2 separate regions of the Homo sapiens genome follow, and region 2 is linked to region 1. Evidence: chromatin contacts called from ENCODE Hi-C or POLR2A ChIA-PET data. All regions are on one chromosome and are shown on one strand. Each heading gives the region's core, a stretch centred on a gene start or an enhancer-like site at or near the end of the contact. The rest is flanking DNA. Distances are from core to core; before and after follow the strand shown. Region 1 has its middle 32 kb from the start of MDFIC. Region 2 overlaps MDFIC (MyoD family inhibitor domain containing).

The links. Hi-C counts contacts between places; a loop is a spot of excess contacts on that map. ChIA-PET counts read pairs that join two places held with the same protein, here RNA polymerase II (POLR2A). Pooled maps may share reads with other maps.
Region 2: a pooled map shows a loop between it and region 1 (5-fold over the local background). The contact joins two enhancer-like sites. A Hi-C loop is called at or near these places in 5 of 50 pooled maps. POLR2A ChIA-PET finds 5 or more read pairs at or near these places in 3 of 52 experiments (BJ, activated CD4-positive, alpha-beta memory T cell and naive thymus-derived CD4-positive, alpha-beta T cell).

Annotation. Positions count from the first base shown.
Region 1 is chr7:114,888,473-114,891,189 of GRCh38, reverse strand. No RefSeq gene overlaps it. Among named protein-coding and RNA genes, the nearest start is that of MDFIC, 32 kb to the left of the region's middle. Within about 2 kb of position 1,374, at least 2 of the 41 ENCODE cell types and tissues checked have a DNase peak (open chromatin) inside an H3K27ac peak, as active enhancers do.
Region 2 is chr7:115,007,311-115,010,027 of GRCh38, reverse strand. All of the region lies in intron 4 of MDFIC (MyoD family inhibitor domain containing), which reads right to left. Among named protein-coding and RNA genes, the nearest start is that of LINC01393, 70 kb to the left of the region's middle. Within about 2 kb of position 1,332, at least 20 of the 41 ENCODE cell types and tissues checked have a DNase peak (open chromatin) inside an H3K27ac peak, as active enhancers do.

The sequences.
Region 1 (2,717 bases), core at 125-2,624:
AACAACTCAGCTCTACCTCATTGTCATTTTCTCTTGGCTGAAGCATCAGTTCCACAGAAAATGATTTATCACTTCACTATCAGCTTCATTTCTGATAAAACAACACTATGTTGCTCAAGGAGGAAACTTCTTATGTCCAGAACTAGCAAAAGGCAACAAAAAGACTGTCATTTCTCTAACATTGTCAATACCATAGATATATGCATACACTTTAAAAATAAAACATTCATAATAGATAATTTCTCAGTCTTTTACCAGACAGGCGCCCTGTGTGTGTGCGTGTGTGTGCGTGTGTGTGCACACACATTGTAGTGTGTTAACTATGTGTAATTCATAATAATTAGTCAAGTTTTCTTTTCTCTTTGACCACATGTATATGTGTGTGTATTTATGTATATGTATATATGTATGTATATATATATACACATACCTGCATCTCCTGATGCATATCTGCATCTCCTGATGCATCTCCTGATGCAGACCTCCTGATGTCTGCATCTGCACACATCTGTGTGTGTGTGCGTGCACACACATTGTAGTGTGTTAACTATGTGTAATTCATAATAATTAGTCAAGTTTTCTCTTTGACCACATGTATAAGTGTGTGTATTTATGTATATGTATATATATATACACATACCTGCATCTCCCTACATACAAGTTATTTTTCTCTTTCTCTTCCTTCCTTTTCTCCATCTCTTTCCAAAAAATTTTGAGAAGCCGCCCTAAAAGTCTGGCTTCCAGGTGTAAATAATCTCCCCGAGGACTCAAAACTTAATGATAGTAACTGCAATTATGCATCAAACTAAGAAAAAAATGTGTAATAAAGAAATAATCAAAGGAAATAATTAAAGAGAATTAATTACGTATGACTGGGGAAGAGTGGGAGGTGGCCTAAGTCTAAGTAAAGTCCTTACTTTCCCCAGTTAGGAATTGTGAACACAGAGCGTATACCTTATGTAACTAAACATCTGAAAATATATGAAATCCCTTATTGCATGAAACCCCATAATCTCCTTCTACTATTTTCTTCCCCCTCAGTGAATAGTCAGGGAAGAGTAGTAAGGGCTGGAAAAAAACAGAATCAAGTAATCCATGATTGCCTATAAGTCAACCCTCAAAAGTATGCTTGTATACCTGGACAACAAGGATGGTGACATCACAAAAATTAATAAAGTCACCATTCTCATTATAAAAGACAATCACATTTCAGAGTAAGAAGCAAAGTTAACAGGGCATCACGGTACAAAGCTCCTCACTTGTTGGTAACCCACTAAGAGAAAAACACTTTAAAGAAGCGCATAGAGTTGATCAACCTAAGTGGATGTGAGTCACTGTTTCCCAGTCATCTTGACTTTAACCTATGACTCATCAAGCTCCATACTGTCCTGTCTTCCTTCAAGTGCTTTGTGAATCAACACAGTTGTTTTTTCTTTTTTTCATTCTCCCCACTAACACCACATTCCAAGAACTCATTACTCCATACTTGGATTGCTATGATAGATTCTCCACTAGTTTTCCTGGCTCTGCTTTTCTCTTTTAATCAATTATAGATACTACCTAAATATGGTTTAATTCTTCCTGAAACTTTGAATTATTATTTGTGACTTTTCTAATATTTTATTTTTAACAGCTTTATTCACGATAAAAGTCAAGGCCAGGCACGGTGGCTCATGCCTGTAATCCCGGCACTTTGGGAGGTTGCGGTGGGAGGATCACTTGAAGCCAGGAGTTTGAGACCAGCCTAGACAACATAGTAAGGCCTGGTGCCTACAAAAAAAAAAAAGAAAAAAAAAAAAAGCCAGAAAAAAAATAGCCAGGCATGGTGGTGGCCTCTTGCATTTCTAGCTACTCAGGAGGCTGAAGCAGCGAACCCAGGGGTTTGAGGTCACAGTGAACTCTGTTAGCATCACTGCACTCCAGCCTGAGTGACAGAGCAAAACTGTTAAGGAAGGAAGGAAGGAAGGAAGGAAGGAAGGAAGGAAGGAAGGAAGGAAGGAAGGAAGGAAGGAAGGAAGGAATCAAAATCCACAATCTGTCAAAATCTAAGAAGGAAGGAAGGAAGGAAGAAAGGAAGGAAGGAAGGAAGGAAGGAAGGAAGGAAGGAAGGAATCAAAATCCACAATCTGTCAAAATCTAAGAAGGAAGGAAGGAAGGAAGGAAGGAAGGAAGGAAGGAAGGAAGGAAGGAAGGAAGGAAGGAAAGGAAGGGAGGGAGGGAGAAAGAAAGAAAGAAAGAAAGAAAGAAAGAAAGAGAGAGAGAGAGAGAGAGAAAGAAAGAAAGAAAGAAAGAAAGAAAGAAAGAAAGAAAGAAAGAAAGAAAGAAAGAAAGGAAAAGAAAAGAAAGAAAGGGACAAAGAAAAGAAAGATCAAAACCCACAACCTGTCAAAATCTCCAATCTCGCTGGGTTTCTCCAGCCTAAGGGGGTGGTCCCCACCATTCCTCTGGCACTCCATCTTCACTCCTGGGTTGTACCCAGACTTGTGACATACGTCTGCATAATAGGTTATATTTCTTCTCGTCGCCTTTCCAAACTCTGACTATCCTACTATTTTCAAAAATCCTTGTAGCTCACGTAGAAGTTTCCATTTTCAGAATCATATATCTCCGGGCAAGGTGTTGTATTTGAACGCTGAGGTTAAGACAAGATTATTAATGACCATAATGACCATAGTGTTCAGAAAGCTCTTTCCTAAACATTTGAGACTGTAAATAGG
Region 2 (2,717 bases), core at 83-2,582, 120 kb before region 1:
CAGTTTTTGCCAAAACTGTTTAACCTCTGAGAAGACCACTTGGTTCTGGGAAAGATGCCTGTCCAAAACTGGGCCAAGCAAGAATTGCACAATTCAGTGTACTTGGAGGAGAACTCAGCACAAGACTGGCAGCTACTGTAAATTTAGGAAAACAGAGTAACACTCCAGAAGCCAAGTAGCTAAAAGGAGAGCATAAAAGGAAATCTTTACTATGTTTGATTTAAAAAGCAACAAAACCTGTTATGAATTACTGAAGACACAATCCCAAACAAAATCTTTGAGTCCTACGAAAGGTCATCAGTGTTACGCTTAGGCAGCTGGCCTATTATGTGGAGAGCTTCTAGCATCTCAACAGCATTAAAGTAACAATTGGAACTGAATTAAACAGCATCTTAGAAGTCTGGTGAAAATGTCTGTGACTGATCCCAGGAACTCTGTGCTGCTTAAAATGAGAGTGAAGATTAGCTTTGTAAAAACAAGTTTATAATGAAATTATCCCAATTGATACGGATACCTGATCAGTATGTGGCCAAATTACACTAGGGAATATGAGGAATGCAGTTTATTAAAGTGAAAGGAACCCTGATTGAGCCATCAGAAAACTATTTACAAAATAAACTCAGCTCGCCTCTAAACGAGCCTCTTTTATCTCTTTCATTTCCTCCTTTTAAGATGTGGTATGGCAGGTGCTCTGAATTTCTTGGAACAGAGATACCAAACAGCTAAAGTGGAGTACAGGAAAGGACAGACAGCAGAGAATTCTGAGAATAACTCACAACCCATTTTTAAGAGAATGCATATTTGAATGGGTCTTATCTTATCTCTAATAAAGTTTCCTATGAAATAAGATGCTTGAAAGTACTTTCTTAATCAAGTCCCCATCATGTAAACTACATGCTGAGAAACAAAGGTTTATTAGCATTTAACAGGCCAATAATATGCCAAAGACCATGGATTAAAGCATGAACAATAAGAGTTATGTGTATTTAGTAATTTAGGAAATTGCTTTGAGGTCAAACCTGACTCTGTAGCTTTAACATCAACGCCACAGAGCACCCCCAGTTGTTCCCCATTCTTTAGCTGCTACGACTATCACCTGCCCAGTGGCGGTATAACAGGACTCTGTGCAGAAGTCTGACTGGGTGAAGGCTTTCCTCTTCCTAGATACTGCTTTACTGTGACTGTTCTTTCCCAATAGGAAAATCAAAGAGCAAGCTAGAAGCAGGCTGTGGTTATCCTGAATCACAGCCGAGATTGCTAAGTGAGCATCTAGCCTCTGTGAAAACCCAGCTGTGAGGGACCAGACACAGACATCTCTGGGGAGTTCTGCTCCTCAAGTGTGTGTAGGGGCGGGAAATGTTTACTAATACCACACGGTAGCTCAGCTCCAAGTAGCTCCATGTCTCCAAGACAGAGGACGCACAGCACTTCTGGCCAACAGCCCTAGCCTGACCTGCTGCCTGAATAAATTGGCCTAAAGTGAGCCTCCTACACAGAACGCTCTGGCACAAGACTCTCCCAAGAGGCCACACATCTTAGCCAGAATCCAGTCAACATTTTCCTAGTGGGGAACAAAGTGAGATGGGTCAGGAGGTAAAAAGAAAGTTAGAGAAAAGCTACATTTTCCACTGCAGGACAAAGAACACCATACTTTGGGAAATTGAACAATAATCTTTACTATTATCTTTCCTCTCAACAAAGTCAAAAGAACCTAGGAAAAAAAAAAAAACAGCACTGCCCTCCCACACCCCACAAAGTGACTCCTCAATAAGTTTCCTACTACAGGTGCAAATCCTAGACTCCATCTCCATCCTATGGGAGTTGCTTTCATATTTTAAATGACAGCGAGAGGATAGCAGAGATTTTTTCCTTCTATTTGTTTACCCCATTGCCTGATCTGTGGTTGATTCATTAAATATTCCAAATTCTCAGAGACATCGAATCCAGTAATTGTTGGTCATGCCTTAACTCTAGCACTGGTCAAGTAGTCCCTTCTAAAGAGATGCATTTTACAAAGTCTAGGAAGTTAGGCTGGGGTGCGGTAGTTCATTCCTGGAATCCCGAGGCAGGCAGAATCCCAAGGTGGGCGGATCCCTTGAGCCCAGGAGTTTGACTACCCTGGGCAACATGACAAAACTCTGTTTCTACCAAAAAAAAAAAAAAAATTAGCTGAGTATGGTGGCGAGTATCTGTAGTCCCAGCTATTTTGGGGAGGGGGTCGGGGGGTGGGGGTGCTAAGCTGGGAAGATCACCTGAGCCCCAGAAGGTCGAGGCTATAGTGAGCCATAATCATGCCACTGCACTCCAGCCTGGGTGTCAGGGTGAGACTCTATACCAAAAGCAAAACAAAACAAATTCCAGGAAATATAAATATATATATATATATATATATATATACACACACACGCACACTAGATAGATAGATAGATCTCAGAAAATATTTTGATTCTTAGAAGCTTAACACAGAAATCTGAAGAGGGGTAAAAGTTTAGTTATTTGAAGTGCTTATTTAAAATTTTTTACCCAGAAAGTCAGTTTTTGGGCAGAAAGGAGGGAAAGAAAGGCTAGAAAATATCAATGGTGCAAATAATATTTACATTCACATACTGAATCTCTACATTTTAAGATCACAAGCTTTAATAGCTGGTAATAACATTACTGTCCTCATAGGGTTATGATGAAGATTAAAAGAGATAATGCACATTAAGTACTTAATA